Linked DNA regions of Mus musculus: all the other regions are linked to region 2. A link is a loop called in an ENCODE intact Hi-C map of the cell type or tissue named here. Cell type or tissue: left cerebral cortex. All regions are shown on one strand.

The links. Hi-C counts contacts between places; a loop is a spot of excess contacts. Peaks named below come from ENCODE experiments on the same cell type or tissue, not always from the same donor. Only the 100,000 strongest peaks of a DNase experiment are listed, where the experiment ranks them.
Region 1: it touches region 2 in a loop (5-fold over the local background); 4 of 42 quality-filtered maps call a loop at or near these places.
Region 3: it touches region 2 in a loop (2.1-fold over the local background); 7 of 42 quality-filtered maps call a loop at or near these places.

Annotation. Positions count from the first base shown.
Region 1 is chr1:131,762,837-131,767,836 of GRCm38, forward strand. Slc26a9 (solute carrier family 26, member 9) reads left to right here. Exons shown (of 21, transcript NM_177243.4): 15 at 79-171; 16 at 309-422; 17 at 958-1,239; 18 at 2,151-2,205; 19 at 3,048-3,190; 20 at 4,973-5,000. Among named protein-coding and RNA genes, the nearest start is that of Slc26a9, 21 kb to the left of the region's middle. In left cerebral cortex, CTCF peaks have their summits at 1,052 (motif pointing left), 2,935 (motif pointing left) and 4,815 (motif pointing right); a DNase peak (open chromatin) is centred at 2,937.
Region 2 is chr1:131,552,876-131,557,875 of GRCm38, forward strand. No RefSeq gene overlaps it. Among named protein-coding and RNA genes, the nearest start is that of Fam72a, 27 kb to the left of the region's middle. In left cerebral cortex, a CTCF peak has its summit at 2,438 (motif pointing left); a DNase peak (open chromatin) is centred at 2,428; H3K27ac peaks cover 335 bases.
Region 3 is chr1:131,655,676-131,660,675 of GRCm38, forward strand. The region is part of intron 1 of Ctse (cathepsin E); the gene reads left to right. Among named protein-coding and RNA genes, the nearest start is that of Ctse, 20 kb to the left of the region's middle. In left cerebral cortex, a CTCF peak has its summit at 2,624 (motif pointing left); a DNase peak (open chromatin) is centred at 2,568; H3K4me3 peaks cover 473 bases; H3K27ac peaks cover 547 bases.

The DNA.
Region 1 (5,000 bases), 210 kb after region 2:
AAGCTTAGAACCTCCCTCCTTCACTCTGTCCCCTCCCCAAGACCTATCTGTGACCTGAGCTCAGTCTCTCTGTCACAGGCCCAGGAAATTGCGGGAGTTAAGATTGTCACTTACTGCTCCCCTCTCTACTTTGCCAACTCAGAGATCTTCAGGCAAAAAGTCATTGCCAAGGTAAGCCTCCATCCTTGCTGACCAGAAGGGCTGAAAAGAGAGTGACCAGAAGATGGAAGCAGAAAGGGGCTAGGCGCCAAGGGCAGGCCATCCCACAGAGGTACAGGTCGAGATTGCTGTTGGTCCTCTCCCCACAGACAGGTATGGACCCCCAGAAAGTATTACTCGCCAAGCAGAAATATCTCCGGAAGCAGGAGAAGAGGACGGCGATACCCACACAGCAGAGAAAGTCCCTCTTCATGAAAACCAAGGTGAACTATGGCCTGGACCAGCTCCAGGCCCATTCTTAACTTGACCCTAACTCCCAGCCTGCAGCACCGTGAGAGGGAGGCAGGAAGTCTCTGGGAGCACTTGCTGGGAGCACTGATGGTCACTCTTCTAGGGGAAGGCTGTCAGCTCCTGGGTACCAGTGCACCCCATCTTCAATGGGAATTTTCTAGGTGGCCAGGCTGTGTGAGAGTAGAAGTATAGGAGAAGCAGGCAGACATGGGTAAATGCACTGGGAACCCTGCTCTCATCCTCTCTCTTATTCTCTCCCTTGTTCTCTCTCTCTCTCTCTCTCTCTCTCTCTTTCTCTCTCTCTCTCTCTCTCCTCAAGCAGAGCAGCCAAGGCTTCAGGCTTCTTCTTCAGGTTCTTGCCACTTGGGTTGGAGAGACAAGCCTGCAGGCCTCCATAGGAAGGGCTTTAGGAGAAACCTGTATTCACCACCAAGCTGAGACGTTGCTCTCCTGCCTCTGCTTGGCGTTCAGTGCCAAGGTCCTGACTGCCCCCCTTTCCACCCACAGACGGTCTCTCTACAGGAACTCCAACAGGACTTTGAAAGTGCTCCCTCTACTGACCCCAACAACAACCAAGCTCCTGCGGCTGAGGCTCACATATCCTACATCACCTTCAGTCCAGACGCCTCCACAGCTGCTGCATGTGAGCTGCCCGCCTCCACTCGGTCCCCCCAGGAGGCTAGTGACACTCTAGCCAGTGTGCCGCCCTTTGTCACCTTCCACACTCTCATCCTTGACATGAGTGGAGTCAGCTTTGTGGATTTGATGGGCATCAAAGCTCTCGCCAAGGTGAGGCTCCGTAGGGTGGGAGGAGCTTGTGTGGACAACTCCTGTCCATTTCCCTCCAGGCCCTCATTTGAACTAGCCGAGGGAGGTTCCAGACCCTAGGGACTCCTTGCCCCCAATGCAAACAGAGTGGACACACTCTTCAGTGCAAGTTGAGGACACTGAAGCATTGGAGTGAGTTCCCTGAGCCTCAGCACACCCACCAAGACCATCCTGCATTCTTTATCGAGTTATCAGTCCCAGACCACACCTTGGGTCCTCTGACTGAGGCCATTGGTCCTGCTGCCCACACTCACCAGTGAAGCCAGGAGAGAAGACACCATAGTACCTGCCGTGTACTAACACATAGGTCAAGCAGGCAGCCTGAGGATGCCAAGAATACAAGGGTCACTCTGATCACTCTTCAGTGGCCCTGCCAATGCCAGGTTGACAGCGAGCCTCAGAGAGGCCCCAGTGAAGGCAATCCAGGAGAGCAGAGAGGCTCAAAGCAGTTGATGTCACTACCAGGCAGGGACAGTGAAGGCCCTTCTCTGGTGTTGAGCTCAACTGACTTCTCTAGGTTGGACAATGAGGTGGAGACCTTCACTGAAAGCTTGCCTCATGGAACCTTGGTTCTGAACACTGAAAGCAAAGGTCTGGCCCTTAAAACAGGTCATGGTAACTTGAAGTGTCTGCCACACTGGCAGAGCCCCATTTCCGCTCCACTCCTCAGAGAGGCCTTGGGCCAACACTCCAGAGAGACCTAGGGTGCTCTCTGCCACTCATGCCTGTGGCTGCCAGGGCCCTCAGGATTGCTTGTCTGTTTGGCTTCCCCTCTGAAGTGTGTTTCATGAGTCGTTTTTAAGACCCACTCAAAACATTCCTTTCCTTTCTTTTCTCCCATTTCCTTCCCCTCCCTTCCCCAACTCCTCTAGCTAAGCTCCACCTATGAGAAGATCGGAGTCCAGATCTTTCTGGTAAACATCCACGGTAAGAAAACTGGGGGTCAGGTGGGCATTTAGGGGACCAGAGGCTGGAAAGGGATGCAGTGGGGACGGGTGAGCAGGTGAGCATCCTGTGGGCGGGGTATGTTCATGCCATTGAGAGTAGATAGAATTATATTCTGTTCACCCTAGTTTGTGTGTATGCTGAACCTAGCCAGCCAAGTCACTTTCTCCATCTTGGGGTTCATTTCCATACATAAAAAAATCGGGGTGGGGGTCGACTGGTTGAACTTGGGATCCTTTCCAAATCAGAAGGTTCATGGATCTGTTTTAGCACAGAAAACCCACATGCCCTGGCTTCCCAGAGACTTGTCTCCAAAGGGTGCTTTAAGCAGCCTCAAGGACATGTCTCCAAGCAAAGGACACTCGCTGCATTTGCACATATGCCAAGGGCAAAAAACACACAGAGACCAAGAGAAATATGAAGGGGATGCATACACATCCAGATGCCACCCAGCAGGGCTCTTCAAGGGCCCCATAAAGAGCACATTCATAACTCTTACCCCCGTGACCACTCCCCAAAAAACCATCTCCAGAATGTGATCAGAGTAAGGGCTCAGCCACATGTTGGAAGTTTGAGGAAAGAGGAAGACTGGGCCTTGAGGGCTGGAATTGGCAGCCATTTCCACGTGGATGTATTAACCTTTCCTTGACAAGCAACAACATCGCAAATCTAACCACTTCCTTCTGGTCGGGCTCATACTGCCCTCTGCCGTCCAGAACTGATACTGCAGGGCCAATTGTCCGCTTTCCCCCACCAGCCCCTCCCACCAACTCCAATCCACCAAGGCTGTTAGTTATCTTTTCCTGTTACCTGCCTTCTTACAGCCCAGGTGTATAATGACATCAGCCACGGAGGTGTCTTTGAAGATGGGTGTGTACAGCGCAGTCACGTGTTCCCCAGCATCCACGATGCAGTCCTCTTTGCCCAAGCAAATGCTAGAGAAGCCCCAGACCGCAACTTCCATGGGGTAAGTCTTCACGCCTAGAGAATCCTAGGTTCCAGCTCTCACAAGCAGGAGGACAAACGGACATCAGAAAGAACTGGAGATGGTTTAAGTTCCAATACCAATTCTGCCGTCTAGTTCTTTTGAATCTCGGGTCCCTGTCTATAGAATGGCACCGCCAACCATTGCCTGCCACACTAGGCTTGTTTCTGTTTAGGATTAAGTGATAATTATGCATCTGACATAAAGATTTGATGTTATTGATTGCTACTTATATATGCTGTCTCGCCTCCCACCACCTTCACTTTTTTTGGTAGTGGTGGTGGTGCCCTGGCTTGGAAATTTCAAGCTAAGGTGAATAGAGAAGCTGAGTTTTGTCTCAGCCTCTCAGCATTTAATTTACTAGCTCAGTGAGTGGTATGAGAGGAAGACATAAATAATTCTGTCTAAAATTTCAGAAATCTGAAGAGTCTGACCTAGCCACCCTTCACCTGCAGGTCCTGGAAAACTAGGGACCTAATTCCTGAGCCTTGTCCACAGGGACTCTTTTTATTATTAGATATTTTCTTTATTTACATTTCAAATGTTACCCCCTTTCCTCATTTCCCCTCTGAAAACCCCCTTATCCCATCCCCCCTCCCCCTGCTCACTAACCCACCCATTCCTGCTTCCCTGTCCTGGCATTCCCCTACACTGAGACATAGAGCCTTCACAAGGCCATCCTCTGCCACATATGCAACTGAAACCTTGAGTCCCTCCTTGTGTACTCTTTGATTGGTGATTTAATCCCTGGGAGCTCTGGGGTTACTGGTTATTTCATATTGTTGTTTCTCCTATGGGCCTGCAAACCCCTTCAGCTCCTTGGGTCCTTTCTCTAGCTCCTCCATTGGGGACCCTGTGCTCAGTCTAATGGATGATTGTGAGCATCCACTTCTGTGTTTGTCAGGCACTGGCAGAGCCTCTCAGGAGAGAGCTATGTCAGGCTCCTGTCAGCAAGCACTTGTTGGCATCCACAATAATGTATGGATTTGGTGATTGTATATGGGATCAATCCCCAGGTGGGACAGTCCCTGGATGGCCTTTCCTTCAGTCTCTGCTACACACTTTGTCGCTGTATCTCTTCCCATGGGTATCCATGGGACTCTTAAGAGTCCTTGTTATTTGTCATTACACCAATGACATCCAATTATTACACTTTAAGTGTAATATATGGTTTCAGTCTTTTGCATTTATTTAATGTGCATATATGTGTGTATAGACAAACACATCATGTCATGCATGTGGAGGCCAGAGGACAACCTATCCCTGTCCTTCTACCATATGGGTCCTGGGGATCAAATTTGGGTTCCTCAGCTTGGTGACAAGTGCCTTTACCCACTGAGCCATCTCTCTCACCCTTGTTTTAATATTTGTAAATAATTTATATTGCATACATTCTCTGCTTATCTATTATAAATCTTTCTCTCTCTCTCACACACACACACACACAATGCATACACACTCCTTACAATAGTGCGGTGAAGGAGAAAGCCAGCAAAAGGAGTTTGAATATTCTACCTTTACAGAACTCCAAAGAAAAGGAATCCCAAGGCCAAGCAACCTGCACCTCCTTGCCTATGATACTCACAAGGGGGCAGGCCTTGTGCACATCTGCCTCTAGCTGTGCTGTATCATGAGGCAGAGGAGGGCCAAAGATGGGAAAGGAGGAAACATGGGGTCCTCTAGAGCCTGCCCCCTTCCTGCCACCGTGCATCCACTGATGCTCTGATCTCTGAGCTCATCCTGCACCCGCTTCCTTCCCTTCAGGCTCCAGGGGATACTGAGTTCTCCTTGT
Region 2 (5,000 bases):
GGCTTCCCTAGCCTGCTCCTCACCTTGGTGTTGTCCAGGACTCGTTCCAGCAGTAAGATCAGCCATCTTAGTCCACTCTTTGGTGCCAGTAGGGTCCTTGCTGTTTTGCAGACAGCTGTTTCCCTGTTTTGTGTGGTGTGCATAGAACTTAAACCATCTCCTCTTCCTCTCAAGAGGATCTTAGATTCATGATGTCACTATTAATCACCTTCCAAAGGTTCCATTGCCAATTACGATCACACTGGCAGTCAGAGGTCCAACATATGGCATCACAATTCAGTCCACAGCAATACATATACATTTGTCGTTGCCATTACTCATTCTACCATGAAGCAAACTCCAGGGGAACAGAGACTTAATCTGCTTTGTGGGCTGTAATATTTCCACCACTAGAGCAGAGGGATGGCCCTGTAGATAAAAGAGTAACACCAAGGATCATCCAATTCTGTAGGGCAGCGGTTAAAGCAAAAGGTGCTGAAGGCCATACACTTTGAATGTGGCAAAACAGAACACCCCTAAGAAGGAACCCAGTGATGGGATCAATTAAAGGGAGACAGTGCTACAGGGTTGGAGTTACTGAGTACACATGATTATGCTAACATGTTTTTTAAGACTACATTTATACATAAATAGGGTTACAGATAGTGATGGATTAAGGCAGATTTTTTTTTCTTTTACTTGAAAACTTTGAAGACTTTTTTTAAAAGTCTTTTTAAATTTTATTTTATGTGTATGGTATTTTGCCTGTATGTCTGTGAACCATTTGCATGCCTAGTACCCTTGGGACTCAGAAGAAAATCCCCTGGAACTGGATTTACAGATGGTTGTGAGCCAGCATGTGGATGCTAGATAATGAACCCAAGTCCTGTGGATAAGCACCCTTAACTGCTGAGCCATCTCTCCAGTCCAACTTTGAAATCTTTTAATAGTTCACAAGTGTGGTATAGAAATTCACATGAATTTAAAGGAACAATGTTGTACTGTGTTGGTTTTTCTTCTAATATTCTAGTTTCTGAAAATGTTTTTTTTTTGTATATTCCAAAATGTACAACTTGAACACAAATTTTATTAGAAAAGTTATACTTAACATAATCATCAACTATTTTCAAGAACAATATTAAACCCAATAATGTGTAACAAGAAACTAATGACTTTGCTATAATCAAATGTTCAACTATCTACAGTGTCTTTTTACAAAGGGGATATCCATGGTTTACAGGCACATTGTATTGAAAAGAAAACTGCAAGAGCAATTTTATACAATTACCATTCTCGAGAAACTGAATCATTACAATAGTAATTACAAGTTGAAAATGGTTTTTACTATAACATCGTTGATCCTCCGATCTGAGACCTTTGGCAATGGTGGGGACTGGGATCCCATTGTGCAATGGTTGCACAGGCTGCACTGCAGGGATGCTCTAGTGACTCTGTCTTGTTCTCCTTGTAGTCGAAGGGAGGGATATTCCCTCCTACTCAGACCCTTCCCAGCACAACACCACTATTAACTTCTGTTCTCAGAGACTTCCCAATGTTGTGTAATAAGCAAAGTTGTTCATTGAAAATATCTGGTGTGGGAATAGAAGGCAGTGGAGACATTTGTCGTTGTATCAAAAGCAAAACATGACACAGCTAAGCTTTGAGATAAAATGTCATCTTACCAGGAAAACAAAATGACACGAATTCCATGTTCACTATGGACTGACATTTTTATAGCCTTCGTTAGATTATCCTGACTTAATTTTTGTAGGTATAGAAAAGAAACTGAGGGACCATAGCAAGTAAGAGAGAGAAGCCAGGCCTATGATCTATCTTTATAAGAAAACGTACATTCTATAAATTTCACCCATTTCAAATGTAGAACTCAATGATTCTTAGCATACTTAGAGAATTTTACAACCCCTAACATAGTCAAATTTCAGGATCTTTCCATCCTGTCAAGAAAGTAGGTCTTCATTAGAAGCTCTGCCACAGTTACCACCTCCCCATGCCCTGGACAACCACTAATCTCTTTCTGTCTCTAGATTTGCCTCTTCTGAACTTTTCTTCCAGTGGCACCATGCATTTTGTAGTCTCCTGCGACAACCTCCTTTGACTTAGCATTCTGTTGTTTCTCTTTATTGTCTGCAGTCTCCTAAAAATCAGTCCTTCCTCCAGCTCCGCTTGCCCAGAGCCCCTTTCCTGCTGAGCCAGCTTCATCCTGTGACCTGAGCAAAGCTGGGGAGGGGCCACTCAGAGCCTGGGACCATTGCTTTCTCCTGGAAGGACAAGGCTCTGCAGATGGCAGACAGTGAATGACATCAGGCTCTGCAGTGACTGGAGCTCGTGGCACCAGCTCTTCATTGTTCTATTTTTATTCTCGTGTTAAGATTTTTCAGAGGGAAGGCTTTACTCAAAAACTGCTTCTCTCTCTAGCTGCTCCTACAACCCCAGGCTGGACTCTGCTGCCACCTGCTGTCCTTTAGCCAGACACTGAACAGGAATAGAGAAGGCTTTGTTCCCGGTGATACAGTTACGTATTGAGTTCTATTCTTGTGCGTGCGTGCGTGCGTGCGTGCGTGCGTGCGTGCGTCTGTCTGTCTGTCTGTCTGTCTGCCTGCCTGCCTGCCTCTGTCTGTCTGTGTGTCTCTCTATATATACATAACATATATATGTATACATATGCCTCTGTTTCTCTATATATACATATATATATTTATATATACATATATAATATATGTCTGTGTGTAAGTCTGTCTCTCCCTGTGTCTGTGTTTATCTCTGTGTGTCTGTGTATGTGTCTGTGTGTAGGTCTGTCTGTCTCTATTTGTCTCTTTCTGTCTCTGTCTGTGTGTCTGTCTCTGTGTGTGTCTCTGTATGTGTTTGTGTGTAGGTCTGTCTCTGTCTCTCTCTGTATCTCTGTCTGTCTCTCTGTGTGTCTGTCTCTCTGTATGTCTGTGTATGTGTTTGTGTGTAGGTCTGTCTCTCTTTGTCTCTCTCTGTGTCTCTGTCTCTCTCACACACACACACAAAGTTTCAATACATGTATATAGTGATATCTTTCTATGAAAAATTAGTTGTGGTGGTTTGAATAGCTATGGCCCCATAGACTCATGTGTTTGAGTGCTTGACCTGTCTTTGGGTTTCCATTTCTGTGAAGACACCATGACCATGGCAACTCTTATAAAGGACAACATTTAATTGGTACTGACTTATGGGTTCTGATATTCAGTCCATAATCGTCATAGCAGGAAGCACAGCAGCATCCAGGCAGACATGATGCTGGAGTAACTGAGAGTTCTATATCTTCATCCATAGGAAGCCAGGAGCAGACTGTCTTCTAAGCAGCTAGGATGAGAATCTCAAAACCCACCCCAACAAGGACGCTCTTACTCCAGCAAAGCAATATCTCCAAATAGTGCCACTCCCTGGGTCAAACATATTCAAACCACTACAAGCCATTAGAAAATGTGGCCTTGGAGGAATTGTGTCACTGTGGAGGCAGGCTTTGAAGTCTCCTATGCTCAAGCTGTACCCAGCATGGTACAGTCTCCTTCTGCTGCCTGTGGATTCTAAGGGGTCTCATAGATGTGGAAGGTGGTAGTGTAGCAGTAGATCTACCTAATCTAGGCGCACAGAATGTATTCATATTAATTGAGTCGTGTTTTCATTGCCAGGGCATATTAGGGATGGAGAGAATTACTGCAACAATTACTACAAGATATAGCACTCTCAGCTGCTCCAGCACCAAGTCGGCCTGCACACTGACATGTTTCCCTCCGCATCTCTCCTCTGAGTCATGGAGATTCCTTTCTCCTCCCCCCTGCATCCTAGCCTGTGCAACTCTAAGGGTCCCGCCCCTCTCCCTTTACTCAGCCATTGGCCACTGGCATCTTTATTGATAGATCAAAAACCAACTGGGCACAAGGGCCTTTGGTGTTTGGATATGCAGATTCCCAATTGAATCAAAGCATTAGAACCAATCTCCAACATACTACAACATGCTTTTGAAAGTTGGGGGACAACTTGTGAGAGTTAGTTCTCTCTCCATCATGTGGGTTTTGGGGCTCAAACTCAGGTAATCTGCCTTGGTAGCAGCCACTTTTATCCACTGAGATATTTTATACGTTCAATCAGATTGTTTATCCATGGTGCACACAGGTACGCGCCTATAAGACACTCAAGGAATACCATCACATAAACAAACCTTTTACAGAGATTTGCAAGATCTCTGAAGATCTACTTCTTTCTGATCTCAGCAAGAGTGAATTGATCTTGGATAGCTAAGGGATGCTTAAAAAAAAAATAAAGCATGCACTCATGTGCATGTGTGCACACGCACCACAATACACTGATGTGGATGGGAGATGCTACCCCATCTAGCTTCCTTAACCCACAATCATTTTCAATGACCCATATGGCTTCCTTGTCCTAGATTATTGCTGCTATGACATCACTTGTGATTTCCTCCCTCCAATAGTCTCTATGGGGTAACTTGCTGTGCTAGGTCAGGCTCACACTCAAAAGGGAGAAAAGCTAAACTCTTTCCTGCTGAGCCTGCAGCCCACTGGGGCTGGCTCTTTTGGTTCTGACAGACTCCAGGCCAGTATCATGGCCCTTGCCTTTCTTTTAACCATACCTGGCTGCTGAAAGTGAAGCAGTCATTGGAAACCATTGCCTGTTTCCAATCTAGTTCTCTTCCCTCCCTCCCTCCAAGAATGGAGTTGTAAGACCCTGACCCTTGGTCAGTCCTCACCCCCCCATCCCCACTCTGAGAAATTTTTACTTAAGAATGATCATGTGGGTGGAGAATGGAACTTGGCCTAGCTTCACAGGAGGGGGAAGCTGTAAGAAGGGTGTGGGACTGGAAAAGCCCTGAGGGTCCCTCAGAGTGGTCAGATAGCAAAAGGAAAACAAGGAAGCCTTCACTGCTGCTTAGAAGCAGGAACTTAAAGGGAAAAGTAAAAGTTCTGAGACCCTCAGTAGGATGTTAATAAAAAGAGGTTGCAGGTAATGCAATT
Region 3 (5,000 bases), 100 kb after region 2:
CAGCTGTAAAACACCCTGCTGAACTTGGTGTACTCTAAAGAGGGAACAGGCCATCAAAGCCATGAAGAGGGGCCCCAAGGGCCACCCACTTGGATGCCACTTTAATGAAGCAGCTACCTGGCAGGTTCAGTAAGCAGGCCGACCCTGTGCCAGGCTTCTCAGCAGATAGCAGGGCTCTCGAGTTGTTCTACTTGTCAGTTGTCAAAACCCAGATCACAGCTTTTAAGGGCATTCCAGCAAGAATCCATCTGGAAGCCGCCTCCTGAGTAAGCAGCTATCAGAAGCCCCTAATGAACTTGAGGTTTTCTGCCCACCATGTAACACGAATCATGCTACCCAGAATGTAGTGCCAAACACATTCTACAACATTAGGGACATGAAGAAACAGCAGGTTTTCAGGTTTGGGTACCTGATTTTCATTTTTTGGTGCTAGGGATCGAACCTGGGGCCTTGGGCATGCTTGGTAAGTACCCAACCACTGAACTGTAGTCCCAACCCCACCTTTCCATTTTTCATTTGGATACAGGGTCCGATTAAGTAACCAGCAGGCCTTGATCTTTCTATATTCCTGTCTCAGCTCCTCAAATAGCTGGACTACCAGCTCACAACACCAGGTTGCTGCTGTTTATAAAATTTATTTATTGGGAGAAGGGGTAGTACACACCCATGCCACAGTGCTTGTGTGGAGGTCAGAGGGTAATTTGAGGGAATCAGTTCCCTCTTTGCGCTATGTAGGACCTGGGAACTGAACTCAGGTCCTCGGGCTAAGCAGCAATAACTTTCACCTATTTGGCTACCTCATATACCCTACCACATCGTTTTTTGTTATTGTTTAACATATTCTTATTGAGAAAAACTTTCTCTAATTCTAGTGGTAAAGAATTAGGGACCAAATGTGATTCCCCACTCAACAGTACGACCACAAATTGTAAAGGTTTTTTTTTGTCTCCAGAGGTGGGAAGTTATTTGTCCCAGGCTTAGTAAGCTAGGGATGGTGCAGGACTAGAAGGTGAGCCAGTGCTCTCAGACCCCAACTAGCTGCTTCCCCACCGTCTCAAACTCTTCGACACTTTAGGTTCTTCTTCCCAATCCAGATGCAGGCATAGCAGATGTACCAATAGCGGGAGAGGCAGTGCAGACTCAAATGCAAAACGGAGCCACATGTTTGCGTTTGGACCCTCTAGTGGTATGGCTACTGGAGTTTTCTGAACATCAGTTTCTTCATTTGAAAAAGTAGAGCAAACAATGCCTTGGAGATATATTTATCTTAACAACATTGCACAGGCACACCTGGTAGCCCAGATGATCTATTAAAGATACCTGCCCCCAGGTACTGGAATTACAGGGGCTGGCAAGATGGCTCAGCGCTTAAAGGTGCTTGCTGCCAAGCCTTATTGATGACTTGAGTTTGATCCTTGCTACCCACATAGTGGAAGGAAAAATCCAACTTCCTCAAGCCAGACGTCTACAAGCAAGCTAAGGCATATATGGACATCACACACAAACACACAGACACACGTACACACATACACACACACACACACACACACACACACACTAATAAATAAATGAATAAATGAATAAATAAATAAATAAATACATGAATTTTAAAAAGAATGACCGTAAGCTATCTAGGTGAACAAGTGAGTACTTCCTTTACGGGATGAAGGAAGAGGACTCTGTTTACTAAGGGGTATGTCAGATAATTTTGATTGACAGCTTCAATTACATAAAGCCTTTGCTCACTATGCGTGTCTCTTCCCATAATGCATCTAATGTTAATCATATGTATGCCCAACTATGCATAAACATAAGAAGGTAAATAATTTTTTTCCCAAAAGTTCACTCAGAGGGCACAACTTGCCTTATTGCACCTCACTGATTTGACTTTGAAGTGAAAACTCAAAGCCCACTCCCACCCCCCAGTGACACACCTCCTTCAACAAAGCCACACTTAATCCTCCCTAAAAAATCTGCCAGCTGGGGACCAGACATTTAAATACATAAGCCTATGGTTACCTTGATGTTTAAGGTTAGTTAGACAACGCTGAGATACCTACACCTGAATTGTGCCTACTGAAAAATAGAGGGGCCTCAGTGATCCTTTTTCTGAAATTAGATAAGCGAGATTATGCACCCCAGCCTGTAAATAAATAACCGATGTCTGCCAAGACCTCCATTTGGAGGCTTTTCCACAGGGGAGTTTGTTGAATCTAATCAGATGCCTGTCTCAGCATCTTGAAACAGACATAATCTTAATCGCTCTTTTGAATGTGATTTTCTCCTGTAGATGGCCCTCCCTCCCTGACTCAGATAGCATCTCACTGTGTAACTCTGGCTGGCCTGCAGCTTGCTATGTAAACCAGACTGCCCTCATACTTGCAGCAGATCCACAGGGGTGCTCCACCATGTCCTGCACACACTTCCTCTTTTATAACTGAAGAATCTGAAACTCAAAAAAAAAAAAAAAATCACAAGCCGTTTGGTAGGACTCAAACGCTGCTTTGTCTACATTCAAGCCTGTAAGTCACTGTGCAAGAAGGATGGCACGCATGCGCGTGCTGGCAGGTCGCGGAAGCATCGGGCAGGAAACCTCCATGGTGCCTGCGCCCTCTACTGGCGACGCTGCTCAATTTCTGGTCTAAAAACCAATGTCCCAGAATACAACTGGTGGTGGTTGTAGTAATAACTCAAATTGACTGAGTTCGTGACATGGGGAGATGCTGGGGAGGTCAGAGTCTTCTGATTTCCAGTTGCACGAGAATGGGCGTCTTGGGAAAAAAAAACAAAGAAAACAAAGCTGTGCAAAAAATGTGTTTCCTGCCAAGTTCTCTGTTTCTGCATTAGACAGATGAAGGAGTAGTTTTGCTTTTTTCATAATTCAGAGAGGTTTGCAGATGTAATTTTTGCACCTACAAGAAATACAGTAGTGAGTCTTCCTGAGCATTTTATTGAAGGCAAGACAAAGAATAGTTTTAAAAACACATAATGAGGAGACACATACTGGGTACCTTGGGTATGCAGTGAGACCATGTCTCAAAGAACAAGCACATCTTTATGAACGTGAATGAGAACATTTGTTACCACACCAGGCCCTGTACATACCTTTTATTCTTCCAACCTTGCAAAACATCTGCCATGGCAGAAATTAATCTCTCCCTCTTTCTTTAGCTTCTCTATCTCCCTCTTTCAGAAAGGGGTTCTAGAACATAAGACCCTCTAGAAGAGTGGTTCTCAACCTCCCTAATGTTGGGACCCCTTAATATAGTTTCTTGTGTTGTGGTGACCCCCAACCATAAAATTCTTTTTCATTATCATTTCATAATTGTAATTTTCCTGCTGTTAGAAATCATGGTGTTATGAATTACAACGTAAATATCTGATATGCAGATGTATGGCTCCTAAAGGGGTTAAGAACCCCTACTCTGGATCCTTTAGTACAGTGCCATGGTTAGGAACATCAGCTTTAAAGTTAGGCCAACCTGGGTTTGGAATGGGGTTACAGCACTGGCACGGGAGCCATCCTGGGTCTCCATTTCCTCACGTGTGAAACGGCTTTAAATATCCTCGAAGGATTGGCGTGAGGTCTGAAGAAATACTTCTAAGTCCTTTAACATAGCATCTGAGACACAGCTACGCCCTCCCCACTGTCTCTTGTTCTCATTATTCAATTTAACCTCTTCATTTTAGACATGAGGACATGAAGTTCTGAAAGAAATTGCTTTATGGCCAGGTGGTCAGTTAGGGCAAAACTAGGTGGATCCAAGCATCCTGGGCCAGTCTCTCTATGCCTTGCCACCTACTGCACAGTGGATTTTCCTTTATCCCTCGGCTCTGAGCAGAAAGAGGTTAGGACATTTTCTTAACTCCTTGTCAGGGTCATTTTGAGCTGATGCTATTGCCAGAGATGGAGACAGGGGCTCCTGGAGTGTAGCTCCCTGCCATAAGGAGCCAGCATGTATCCCACACCAGACCAGCTGACTCCCATATAGCACTGTGCAGCTGCCCCTGTCATTATTTTATCCTTGTCAATCTGAAACTATAAAAAGAGAAGCTAATTAGGTAATGTCACGTGTCACCACCAACAGCTTCCCCACATTCTGGGAACTGTCAAACCTCTGCATGCAGCCAGCCATTCCTGGAGAGCCCTCTTGTCGAGGCTCCTTTGCACGTGCTGAGACTGGATGGCTGCCTACATTGTGTCCTTTGCCCCATGTGCCAATTTCTAATGTTCTCTATGATTTTTCCCAGAGGTCTCACACACACATAGACCCTCAAATGCTTAGGGGCTTTTGATCCAGAAATGGCTCGCACCATCCTTAACAATGGTCCACAGTAGTTTTCCGTTTCAGTCTGGGAGGATCCAGTGAGCCAGGTTAGGTGAGGTTCCTGGTGTTTCCAGAAAGGACAGAGCCCATCAGCTCTGATAAAAGTCCCTACAGGCCTGCTATCAATCTTTCTCAGACTTTCCCAAGCTCAGCAGACCCTATTAACAGACAGGCAGACTGAGTCTTCCTCCTCAGGGTCAAGTAACTCATAGTTGCCCAGGTCTCATTTAAACATGGTCTAACCTAACCCTACACATTTAATAAACAGATGGGGCAAGGTCAGAGATGGAGAAGGAGAGGCTTAGGTATGCTGGCATCAATAGCTCAGTGATGTATGCAGAAAGAGCCCTGGACTAGCAGTTAAGAAGCCTGGGTCACCCTAGCCCAGCCCTAATGACCTGTGCCATTGGAGATCACTTGAGCTCTCGCTGACCATGTTCCCATCTGCTGTGCAAGTGGATTGGTCTTGAGGACCTGGAGGCACTCTTCCAGCCCAAGGTTTTCTCAGTGACCGTATCCTGACCATGGGATGTGTTAAAGTGTTTTCAGTGTGTCCACATTCCTTGTTTTTTGCACTTAACCTTCCTAAAAACCCAGATGCTGTTGCTGAGGTGTCTGGTCAGGCAACTGTGAGCAACCATGACAGAGCTTGGTTCTGGACAAGTGACGAGC